2 separate regions of the Mus musculus genome follow, and region 1 is linked to region 2. Evidence: chromatin loops called from intact Hi-C (ENCODE). Cell type or tissue: left cerebral cortex. All regions are shown on one strand. Links, peaks and the distances in the headings refer to the core of each region. The heading gives the core; the rest is flanking DNA.

Region 1 (4,482 bases), core at 796-3,295, 89 kb before region 2:
GTCTGCCGCAGCCCAGCCGTTGCTTAGCCCTACCCAGAAGGCAGTCACAGAGTACCTTCAGGTTTATTGTCAGCTAAGAGGCCAGTTGGTACTCTCTGCATAATTTGTCTTTGTGTGTGTGTGTGTAAGTGTCTATGTTTGCGTGCATGTGTGTGTGTGTTTGTTTGTATGTGTGCTGTGTCTGAGCAGCTGTATATTGGTGTGCAGCATGTCTACATGTGTGTGTGAAAGCATGTCTGTGAATGTGGGAATAGATGTTTGTGTGCGCTTTCCTTCTGTGGAGATGATACTCATTATTCAAGTCCCAAACCATCTTCCTCTTAAACTTAACAGGCTTCACCAGGCAATCTTACCATATCTGTGCCACATGCCCATGGCACGGAGAAGACAAAGTAGCTGTATGGCTACCCACTTCCTGCAGTGGACCATATTTGGCCTGGCTGGCTCAGCTATCTAAAATGAAAGGCAAGACTGGGTTGGAAGGAAACGATAAAGTGAGGAGGCAGCAATAGTGCTTAGCAGTCTCTGGCAGCCACACATACACATGGCCACACTACCACCATTCGATGTCACTGGGAACATAGTCTAGTTAAAACATTTTATTTCAGTGTTAATTTAGAAACATGAAGAGTCTTTAGGAAAATCTTTATTTGGGACTGGAGGGATGGCTCAGCAGTCAATAGCACTGGGTGCTCTTTCACAGGGCTGGGTTCATTATCCAGGACCCACATGGCAGCTCAAAATTTTGCCTCTGTGGGCACACATGTGGTACAGGGACATGCATATACCCATACATATAAAATAAAACAATAATATAATTTTTAAAAGTTTGTATTTGAGGAAATGCATTTGTCTGTAGCATAGATGAGGCCCAGTAATTATTTAGTGAATGATTAAGCAAACTGTTTTTATTTTTATTTAAATTTTAACCTTTCAAGACCAGGTACTATATCTCAGGCTGCTCAGAAACTTATGTTGTAGCTCGGGCTGGTCTCCAGCTTTGCTCAGCCTTAAATGAACAGGTTCATCTTCCTCTGGTCTGCAACTGGGCACTCTGGCTTTCTCCTGGCAGGACTCCTCACTGCTAGGTACAGAACAAAGCTAAGCTCATGGTGAAAGTGTACCTGGACCAGGACCTCACAGAGCTTGGAAAGTGGCCCTGTATTCACGTGGATATCTGTGCATATCATTTTTTTTTGTCAAATGTTCAAGACTTAATAGGTTTAAAAAAGTAGCAGAGTATTTTTGAATGAGAAACCTAACAGCAGTGCCAATTTAGTACTTAAGAGTGAGAAGAATATACATCCTTTTTAACTTTAGAAATCAAGGTGAGTTAGATAGCTGCCTCCATCCAGAGATCATCAATGCTGCTCCACAGAATGAGTTTTTAAAATTCTCTTTTGCCACTGTTAAGTTGAAGATAACTTCAATAATAATAATAATAATAATAATAATAATAATAATAATAAAATGTGACTGGAGTCTGGTGGGGGGATTCCTTAAATCACGGTGTTCTTTTTTTGCCACTGTTTTTCAACTCCCTAAGAATGCATGTTACTGATAGGTACTCTCACACTCCAATGGTGAGAACAGAAAACATTTGCAAAAATAGCCTTTCAAATCAGCCAATATTCAGATTGTAAGGAATGGTTTTTCTTTAAAGGCAAGGATACTGTAGTGTAGTGCTGGGCCTGTGTAACCCACAGACCTACCTGTACAAACGGGAAGTTTTTAGGATCTTGAAACACCAGTAATGAGAATTCTGTGATGCTCCAGCTGCTTTTTAAATGTAGTACCAGAAAAAGTCTCTTATTGGTTTGGTTCAGGCGTGACTAATTTTCCCCCTGCTGTGTACAATACTGGAAATCCAGTATTTATTATTTCTCATCAAAGTGAATTCCTTTAGAATAGTAATAATATTGTCTTATAAAACCAGTTGATACAATTTGCATACTGAATGAAGAAATGTTATACAACAAACTCATAGCAGTCAATTAATACACAGGCTAGTTACATGTCTCATCAGCCTACAAGAATTTCTGAATAGAAGCCTAAGTGAGGTAAGGTGCTGTAACTTTTTGAATCTAAATACTGACTTTTAACCAGTACCAGTGATGAGTCCATTCTTTTCAGATGGAAAGTTATAACTGTTAAACTGTATCCAATATTTGCTGTAAAGCACTAATAATTGCTACATTAACTAACCCTCAAGAAAGGAAAATATTTGCAACAATATGAAAGTATCAACCACTAAGCAGGTTAAATGCCACCTTCCATGTCTGAAGGAAAAGTACAAAATAACCATGAAGATGAATGAAGTTTATTGGCGACTGTCAGGCTGTGGTGGCAAAGAGGGACCCATCACAACCAGAGTCGGCATGTCCATTGTGCTGTGACATAATTGTATTCCTGCCTGGTTGTGATAGCTATCAAGCAAGAAATTTACTACAAGATTAACAGAGACACAGTAATGAAAAACATGGAGCATGCTGTAATTGGCTGTTATTAAAGGGTAGTCATAGTGGTTTGTAACAAACTCCCTTGCTGCAGACTTGTGGACAAATCCAAACGAGAATTTTCGGATACTTTCCTTCCTTCCGTTTCAAAGTTGTGGTGTGGATACCTCCTACCCTGTTTCGCCTTGCTCACTTCACAAGCCAGTGGCTAGGAGAAGCCTAAGGGGGTGGGGTAGATACGGCATGTGCCACGTGTGATTTAGAGGTGTAGGAGGGCTTCAAAACTGCGAGGTGTTGGGTTTACTTTGACTGTGGTTCCCCAGAATAGTAAGGAAAAGATCCCAGATCACTTTTACATTTCTAACATGCTATAAAAGTCCCCATAAAACAGGAAGAAAACTGTTCCAGAGCATGAACGGGTTTTCTACCGACACAGCAGTGGTGATGGCGGCCTGTTCCATTCATATTTTAATGAGGCCAGTATCTCTGAGACAGTCCTTGCCTGCAGAGGCGAGGTTCCTGGAAGATCACAAAGGGAGTCGCTTTATTGACAAGTCCCATTCAAAACCTTCACTGTGTACAAAGAAAGACTTGGTTCTTATTCCACTTGTCTCACTACGTACTGCACTCTTAGAATCCGAACAATCGGGGGTAGGGGGTGGGGGTCAATTATTCTATGAACAGTCTTTAAATATACCAAAGGTGGGTCAGCTGAGTACAGTCATATTAATGTAATGTTAATACATGTATGAAGAGCTGTGATGAGAAACATCTTTTTAAAATGTTTTCCCAATACACGGTGCTTGGGGATTTTAAGATCAAAATTTGGAGATTCTTCGGTAAAATGACCTCAGCACTATCACGTTGGGAGGGCCCTTTCCCTTTCTGGAGATGCTTATCTAGCATCCTGTAAGCCCTCAGCAGCAACTGCGCCTGATTTTAAAGACTACTGCAAAAGGCTAGCTAGCTAACGCCATTCAAAAGCTGTCAATCTTCAGACTTAAAAAAAAAAAAGGGCAAAACAAAACCTGTAGAAATTCACGCGCGCGCGCGAACACACACACACACACACACACACACACACACACACACACACACACTATTTGTGCTAAAGGAGGGCACACTGCCTCCTTATCCAAAGGTGTAAGGTTATACTTTAAAACAAACTTCTAAGACTCAGCATTCTTCTGTACACAGCTCTAGGTATTAGGTCAACTTGAAAAGGGAACTAAAACAGAACAGTTTCTAAGGAGGCGAAGACACGCTTAGTATGTGAGGACCTTCCGACCTGGTAACCGGACTGGTCTTCCCAGGGCCCTTTCCCTATGCCTGAGACGTCCCACCCAAGACCCTTCCCCACTCCTACACAGAGCCTGCTTGCTTTTTTTCATGGGAGAGGGAAGGAGAGAATGAAATTCCTAGTTGCTGTTAGGTTTTTTTAAATGAATGACCCTCTTTCGCTGTGACTTAAAATCCTGCTTTGTGGACAACTATAAACTGACACTTTTACGTTAACAGTTAAGGAAAGATGCTCAACAGTCGGGCATCCCGGAAAATCCGAGCCCTCGTTGTGTTAAAGACCTGCTTTGAGTCTTTCGTGTGAGAATTCACCTTTGCGATCTCGCGCCTTTCCCAGTAAACTCTCCGAGTTTACCGGAGAGTCATCCGATTTTCAGTTGTGCCAGTAAACCTGTGAATTTCTTCTTTGCAACTTATAAAGCTTGAAAAGCACAGATAAAAATGCCATTTGTATTTGAAAGTGCCATTGTAGAATCTAGGTTTTTCACTGTAGACATTTATTTATTTTTAGTTTACTGAATTTGAAAAAAAAAAAACTTGACACCTGCTGTGAAGTGTTCTCATTTTAGTTCGCAGACGCATTTAATTAATTGCTCTTGCGAAGCAAGAGCCTTGAGAGTTCCCGGTGGCCTGAGGTTCACCTGGGCCGCAGCAGGTGCGGCGCGATCCTCGTGCTCCGTCCCTGCGCTCCGGGTAAAGTGCGTGCCTGGGGTCGGTTCCTGGTGGA
Region 2 (8,340 bases), core at 3,282-5,781:
AATGATGCCAAAGCTTCACTGGGCCCAAGTTCTACCTTTATTGTAGACAATGGGCTTATGCTTTTTACTTCTATCTTAATCTACTTTATAGTTCAAGTAAACACCACTGCACATCTTCCCATCCAGTGGCCTCTTGGCCTGAGGAGCCTTGGACTAACAGGCTCAGACTGAGGGCATGGATGAAGCACAGCAGGCAGATTAAACAGAACTAAACTGACCCTCTGGCCACAGCAGCAGCACCCCACAGAAAGCCCATGCTGGTAGGAGTACAGCTGCTTCTTCAGACAAGAAATGCCAAGTGCCTGGAGCTAACAAGCTCTTAAAGAAGCTGGTTTAAACTTCCCTGCCAGACTAGGGCTCACCTAGTCCTGCTCCTAGTCCAGCAGCGTGGACTGTATGTGGCTTCCACGGGGCTCTTAATTTGGGTAGAGGAGTATATCCCTTTTGTTGCTATTTCTCAGAAAGGGACTTTTCCCTCCTTCAAGAAGGAGGAACCATATAAGACTCAAAAAGTAAATGAATTTTCCTAGACTCAGAAAATGAACACAACTCAAAAGTCTCAGGAAGTTTTTGAAACTTACAGAATTTTTAAGGCCCCCTTACCTCTTGAATCACCTGTGCTCGTGGAGGTAACTCCTCACCCAGAGTGGGGACAGTTGAAAGGGATGAAATGGAGACAGATATGATCATATTTAATTGTATGCATGTATGATATGCTCAAGAATAAAAGAAGATACATGAGAAGCAACTTGGGGAAGAAGGGTTTATTCTAGCTCCCCCATCATGGGCAGGAAGGTGGCAGCAGTGTGAGCCAGCTGGCCATACTCCATCTATGGTCAACGCAAGGGTGCTGAGGATCCACTGTGTTTCTCCTTTTGATTCTGCTCAGGCCTCTGCCCTGGGATGGTGCTGCCCACATTCAGGGAGTGGCTTCTCTCCTCAGTTACACCTCTAGAAACCCTCACAGACGTCCCGGAGTCCTGGGTGCACCTCCTAGGTGATTCTCATCCCTGTCGCGGAGTGGAGCAGCACCTGGCATCTCCCTCACTGGTGCATGATAAAATCAGAGGTGTGTTTGCAAGTGTGTGGAGCAGCACCTGGCTCAGAGTACTTGCTGCCTACTAGTTGCAATGGTCATGGATCCCTATACATTCATATTCAGCTGCTACACAAAACCAGGCTCATTATCCCTAAACAGTTCCATCATTGTCTGTTTTCATCAGGGTGAGCCCTGAGCACGAAGATTCTAGAAGGGGAAGAAATAGCAACCAAGGCCACAGAAGCCATGAAAGCCCAGCCAAGTCTTTGGGAGGCAAGGATGTGCTGTTCCGATTGTGCCTCAGCAGGCTGCCCACAGCCCGAAGTCTGCCTGTGACTTAAGGCATTGAAGCAGCACCTGGACCCAGCACACACCTGCTAGAAACTTGAGTGTGCTCTGGATCGGAGATCATCTGTCTGGGACTTAATCTACATTTTTCCTTACATATTGTGACCAAACTGCTTTCCTGTTCCCTGCCCATGGAATGGAGATTAGAAAGGGGTTTCTGAATCTCTGCTTCCCTATGTTAAATCTTGGCAATTCCTAGGCAAAAGGCTTAATTCATTGGTGAATCCTTTATGATTGGGAAGTAACCTGGCCAGGAAAGCCTTACTTTCCTCTAAAGCACCTACAGCCTGAGGCTGTGGGAGGCTCCATCTACCAGGGAACAGAGAAACAAGAAGTATGGTCTGTAGAGCATGCCATTGGCATGGAGAAGGCAAGGCTGGTTTGTAGCTCCTGCAGACTGTCTGTAAGGATCCTGGAGGTGCCAGAAGTCCTACCCTGGACATAGGAAGAGGGAGGAGCAACAGGGGGACAGTGACCAGGGTCTCACAAAAGAGTAGAGGGCACTGGCTGCCCAACATAGCACAGATGGCCAGGTACAAGGCAAAAAAAAAAAAAAAAAAAAAAAAAAAAAACTCTGCGTCCATGGTTTTTGAACACTTAAAAACAATAGAGCCCCTAGCCTCCCTTGCCAGGGTGAAGTCAACATCACCAGGTAACCTCAGGGTCCCTGGGTGCTTCTACCTTAAAGCTTTGAGGAAAGCTGGTTCCTGGGTCTTTCTGACAAGGGACTAGCCAGTTGTTGTTGGTAGCTCCTCAGCTAGGTCATCAACTCTCAGCCAAAGAGCCATGCAGGCTACTAGTTAGGTGCCCTCCTGTGTGTCGGGGGGGGGGGGGGGGGAAACAGCTCATGCAGCCTGGAGCTAAGGGTTGGTTGCTCAGAGTAGAGAAGAGCTTTCCCACCTGCAAAGGAGGAAGCCAACTGACCTCACAAGTTGCAGGACCTACTCTGGGAAGCTAGGGTGCAGGAGCAGGAGTCCTGCTCTCCCCCCACCCTCCTCCTCCTGGTGTGAGAACTAGACAAGCTCAGGTACTGTCTGTCCTTCTAGCTCTGTCTGTCCTTCTAGCTCTAACCTGCACAAGGCAGGAAAGAAAGTGCAAACTGAGGAGCCTGGCCTCCCAGGCAATCAACTCCTTCCTCACCCCCAACTCAAAATCCTGGGCAGCTCTCAGTGAAACCTTAGTCTGCCTTAGTTAGGGAACCCTGTTGTCTTTGTAAATATTCCAGGGTCACCATCTTCTTCCCTCCCTATAGGGATTTCAATTCGGAGCAGCCTGGAAGAAATATCCTATTTCCCCTTGTTAGGGTCCCCATCCTTTAGAGTTTGTGAGCAACCTCCTCCATTTTGTTCCTGCCCTTGTTGTCTACTTTGCACTTAGAAGGTGCAATGCCCAAAGGCCTGGCCAGTGCAGTCCCTGATGCTGCAGTGGGACCCCAGTGCCCCACCCTATGCACAGACCACACTTCACACACGCTCTGGTCCCTGCCCTTGCCACTCAACTGAGAGCTTGTAGAAGAGAGCTGTTGAGAGCCCCAGTCACTCACCGCGCGGGACCCACACTCCCGAAGTCCCAGTAAGATCCATGGGAGTCCAAAACAGGTTCATCCTTCAGCCAACTCGTCCAGCCCCTTCCACAGGCACACTGAAACCACCCGTGCACACACAGACAAGCTCATGGTTCCTGTGTGTGGTGTTAGTGGTCCACACAAGCACCATGGTTCACCCACCCCACCATGCCCAACACACCCAGGACCTATGGCCTCGGGGCATGCGGGTGGAGAAGGTCAGATGCTGGAGAAGTGTATCCCCGGGACAGAGGCTACAGAGTAGCGCGAGTGCACCCTTTGCCGGTTTGAATGGACCAAGTGCACCGGCCTTAGGGGAGAGACACTGGAGCCAGGAGCTCCGAAACAATTGTCCACCGAGTCTGGGTGAAAGAAGGCAGACCGGCAGCCTTGCCCTGCTCAGGCTACTGCGCCAGGGACCCGGCTCAGCGGCCTTTAGCCCCTCCCCAGAGCAGCACCACTCAGTACACGGGGCTCAGCCCAGGTCCCCTCAGAGAGGAAGACAGAGGTTGGCTTTTGTCTGACCTGGTCACACGGAGCCATTTCGTGGGATAAAGGCTTAACGCTCTGTGAACACGCAGAAAAAGCTGGCGCTGGCCCTCTGACAATCCCATTGTCTCAGGCCTGAGCCCGGAGGTTTGGTCTGAAAGCGCCAAGTTCATGACATTTCAAAGAGAAACGATACTGGGAGGTGAGAGCTGAGGGGGGGATAGTAAAGAAATAAAACCCTAAAATACAAAGGTAGCAATATTTGGCTCCTTCCCCGCTGTGCGCCGCGCCTCACCCCACCCACCTCAGAACAAATCTCCTTTTCCAGACTTATCTGGAGGGGCCAGGCTGAAACCTGGATCAGCCCCGGGAGAGAGGTGGGGGGGGGGGGGGGCTGAGGTTTGGAAGGAGAAGGTGTGAAAATATTCCCACATAAGCTGTGTGCTAGCTTTCTGGACTGTCGCTGACATTAGCACAGGGTCCCATTGTTTGAGCTGCGTACGAAGGATGACGTTACAAATTTGCCAGGATTTGAGGTGTCAAAAAGAGTTTCTTTTAACGACCTGACGTGTTGTTTTCTTTCATTTCTTCTTATTATTACTATGCCCGCCCTTTTTAAGCGAAGCTATTTTCTGAGCCAGAGAACTCCTTTTGGGGGTGGTGGTGATGGTGTTTAATTTGTTTAATGTGTCTTTGTAAAAGCAAATAATTCGGTAGAGAAAGCGAGGTCGTCAGGAAATTGAATGTGTTTTGTCTCCAGCCAAGTTTCCCTTGAGTGATTTCGTTTGCTTTCTGTCTGGCACAGCAGCCTCTGCACTGGGACCTCCAGGCCCGGCAGACAGGAAGCCTGCCCACCGAGCATCTCTTCACTTTGGGGGTCAGCACCCCTCAGCCCAACCACCTAGGTAACTACCCTCTGGAAGAACAGGAAAAAACGTGGCCTTGCAGATTCATTGTAGAGAGAGGAGAAAATAGGATTAGGCCGAAGTACGAGCAAGGTAAGTCGGATTACCAGCAAGGTTCAGTACGCTCTGGCTTGCTTTTGTGATTTTAATTGTACACAGGTATCTGCTTCCCTTCTCTGGTTTTATTTAAAGAGGCTGTTTGTTTGTGCCCAAGAGGTAAATGATGAGCCAGAAGGCTGTGTGGGATTGGAGACTATAACCTTGCAAAATGACATCTCGCCCTGTACGGTGTGACACGCACGGGTAGATAAAGGAAGTGCGCCAAGCGCAGCCTTTGTTAACGCTTCTTGCCCCCTGGCGACTCTTTGATAGAAGGACACCCCGCTCCCGCTGCTGAGGTGTCTGCAAACGCGGCCGCCTTCCCCACAGGCAAACGCAGCTAGGACTACAAATCGATTCATTTTTTTAAAAAAATATCCAGGCAGAGTCGGGTGTTTAAAAACTTATGAGCAGGGATCATAGATCATCAAACCTCGGGAGAGAAGAATTGGCAAAAATCTGCTTCGTTTATTATTTTAAAACTAAATCTGTTGCTTTCTGCCACATGTAAATTTAGTCTGGGTTTGTTAATCAGGCTCTTGCGCGTGTTATAAATTAACACAATGTCTTTGGGGCGAGGCAAGAGAGAATTTATAATCGTTTAAGTTTGCAATTAACTTTCGGGGCAGAGGGCTGTAGCTAGCTCCCCGAGTAGCCAAGGACGTTTCGGAAAGCATTTGGAAGCTATCAAGTCTGTCTGTGGCTTTCTGAAGGTTTTCTCTAGGCTGAAAACTAAAGGGACAAAACCCATTCTAAAATGGAATGTTTTTGCCTTTCTGGTTGGGAGTGGAATGTGGGTCTGTGGGAAGCTCAGCTCCACAGGAGAAGAAAATGCAGGTTGATCAAAGTTTCCCCTTCTGAGGAACTGCTGAGAAAGTGAGAGGCAGGAGGATTCCCTTTTAGCTTTCAGACTCAGTGTCTTTTTCTGTAAATGTAGATAGGTGATCCCCCCACCCCCCACCCCAAGACTGTCAGATTCCCGGGAAGCTGCAACAGACAGGGTCTTCAGGGTTGTCAGATCCCAGACAGCCGGTCTCCTTGCTGTGGGAGACACAGGTTTGTTTGAACTGAGTGTGGTTTTGCCTGTGTTTCTTTGCCCGGCAAAGAGAAGCTGCAGGATTCCTGGGCAGAACATTCCTGTGGCTTTCTCTGGGTGATTTGAGAAAAGTGTTAATAACAATTTTGTTAGTGAGAGAGAGAGAGAGAGAGAGAGAGAGAGAGAGAGCCAAATATTTTGTTTCTCTTTCCAATTTCTTTTTCTTTTCCATATTTAATATAGACGTGTGTGTGTGTGTGTGTGTGTGTGTGTGTGTGTGTAAGAAGTAATGGGCTCTGCAAAACCAAATATTGCTGATCCCACATTTTAATGGTGTGGGTTGCTAATTCATGGTTGGGTGCCTCTTTAAAAACTAATCGATAATTTAGTATATTGCTAAGGCTCAGAGCTCTAGGCTCTGTTATCTTCTAGGAAATAGGATGAGACCAGGACCTCTTTGGTCTAAACTCTATTCTGGTTACATAGTAGAGGCTCATTTAAAAGTTAGTTGTTTCCAAAGGCTTTAAAAAGGCCTGTCTTTTCTATCTCTTCCTGACCTTTAAGCTATGGACTCTCTGGAAAAGGAAGGCTCTGGTGTTCCAGCTGCTGGGCCTGAGTAGCTGGAGAGGGTAACCCATACATGGATTGCTCCTCTTATCTGAACTTGAACTTTCCTGCCTTACTTTACTGATCTGGACCTGTGTGTGTGTGTGTGTGTGTGTGTGTGTGTGTGTGTGTGTGTGTGTGCGCTCGAGTGCTTTCCCATGCCCAACTCACAGACACGGCTAACAAGACCATTGGATTTGTGCCTTTATCGACCTGGGTACTAGCAGCTTCCAGTTCAGTAGTCATGACACAAGGACCCATATTTGAATGATCAGTGGAAATCAGGTTCTGGACTCAGCTGAGGATGCTTCTGCAGGGACCTCGCTGGTTGAGAAGCTGATAGCTGGAGGTGCTGCTCAGTGGATGCCAAATTCAGGAATCCGAGCTCCTTATCAGCCTTGAACCTCAGGTACCTGGCTCTAGAGATTTATCTAGAGATAAATTTTACAGATTTATTTTTTGTTGGGGAGAGAACTATCAGAGATGTTAATTGTGTGCTGACGAGATATAGGAGAAATACTGGAGAAATAAGAGAACTGACAAGAATATAGCACCAGAACCAGGAGCTCACAACAATGGATGGACTCTGGTGGATTCAATTCCTGCTTCCAACTGGCATCCTGCACAGGGGAAGTGGTGGTCAGGTGGAGAGCCCCATATAAGAGCATTCTCAGGAAGCTTTGTCATTCCACCATGGTTGTGGTGAACTGTAAAAGCTGCGTTGGAAGAGAAAAAAATGAAAGCCATAAGTTTGTCAGTGTCCATGTTTATTTAGCACTTATCTGTTCTAAATATAGCTTTATTAGATGTATCAATGCCTCTGAATCGAGCAGTGTCCAAAAGCTGTCTCTTGGCCAAGTTCAAACATGTCAGCACCCACCATGGACATTCTCCATGAATTTTATCCATTCTTTGGCGTATTCTAACTTGTTTTTGAACCATGGGAACGGAGTTTTATTTGGCTAGTAAAGATTGTGTTTAGTTCATTGAGTATGCATTGCAAAAGTTTAGCCGTCAATGCCCACCTGAATTCCAAATTGGGAAGTTAAATATTTGTTTTTAATTTTCTGGCTCAAAAAATGTTAACGAACAGAAACGGATTCTTTCTGCTTGAGTGAGGCTCCTAGGAATGGGGCTGTTGTTATAAGAACCTGCTCCTAAAACGGGCGGGCACTTGCCTCTTGTCCTGACACACTATACTCCCAGGAGAAATGTCAAAATGTGTAAATAAAAAAAAAAAGTGCTACACTTGAATAGGAACATATCACTCATGAAGCTCGATTAGAACAAATCAGGTAAAAAAATGCTCTATAGAAAATATTGGTAACAGAAGCCCATTAATGGTTGTTCTTTAAAAGATGAATTTTTGTGAGAAAGTTTAAGGTCTAATTTGCAAACGATTTTCATTTTATCTTATTAACATATTTCAATGAACCTTTCAAAACTAGCAAATTGACCTCCTCCCCCCCCCCACCAATTTCAACCTACACACACACACACACACACACACACACACCACACACACACACACACACACACACACACACACACACACATAGAGAATCACATCTCTGCCATGCTCCACCTGATCAGGCACCAAGGAAACACTTTCTGCAGTGCAAAACAGTGTGAATCCTGCTGCTGAAGTCAAGCCTGTCTCGTGAATATTGCAGATTTGGGCACATCTGAACACACCCTACATGGAGTGCCAACCTAGAAGGTGACCAAGCAAGATGGCAGCATCCAGAACAACCAGGTCAATAGTTGGGTTTTGACTAAATGGCAATATTTCTTCTCCATTTTATCCTGTCTCAGAGGAAGCAAAGATGGGGTATGGGGCTAGGGCTGCCAGTGATTCCGAAGATCTAGAGTAGCTTTCCTGCCAAAAGGAAGCCTGGTCTCTGTTCCTTGAAGAGGCATAGAAAGTACCACCGTGCACTCGCACACACCCATGCACACATCCACACTTTTACACACACTCAAACTTATACTCACACACACAGAGACACACTCGTGATATGTGCTTTTGGCTGAACACACCTTTCAGATGGTGCCTGCTGCTCCTCAGAGCCCCATATAGCTCTCAAAATCCCCAGAAGGCCACACACTGTGGGCATCTGTAGAGCAGAGAGAGAGAGAGAGAGAGAGAGAGAGAGAGAGAGATGAGACAATAGCTATACTATATGCAACCAGAGCAACAACCATTCCATTTGGTCAAGCAGCAAAATTGGAAGGAAAAGCCTTCTCATGCTGA

What was found. A loop is a pair of places that touch in the nucleus more often than their neighbours do. Peaks named below come from ENCODE experiments on the same cell type or tissue, not always from the same donor. Only the 100,000 strongest peaks of a DNase experiment are listed, where the experiment ranks them.
Region 1: a loop joins it to region 2, with 2.8 times the contacts of the local background. A loop is called at or near these places in 3 of 42 quality-filtered maps.

Annotation. Positions count from the first base shown.
Region 1 is chr5:28,210,308-28,214,789 of GRCm38, reverse strand. It overlaps a transcript of Cnpy1 not described here. Among named protein-coding and RNA genes, the nearest start is that of Cnpy1, 2.4 kb to the right of the region's middle. In left cerebral cortex, for the core only: no CTCF peak of the experiment used is centred there; no DNase peak of the experiment used is centred there.
Region 2 is chr5:28,119,590-28,127,929 of GRCm38, reverse strand. It overlaps Gm35223 (a long non-coding RNA gene), which reads left to right and starts at 4,015. Exons shown (of 3, transcript XR_880905.2): 1 at 4,015-4,438. It overlaps Gm35055 (a long non-coding RNA gene), which reads right to left. Exons shown (of 3, transcript XR_389791.3): 2 at 8,127-8,203; 3 at 6,278-6,802. In left cerebral cortex, for the core only: a CTCF peak has its summit at 4,714; DNase peaks (open chromatin) are centred at 4,453, 4,615 and 5,120.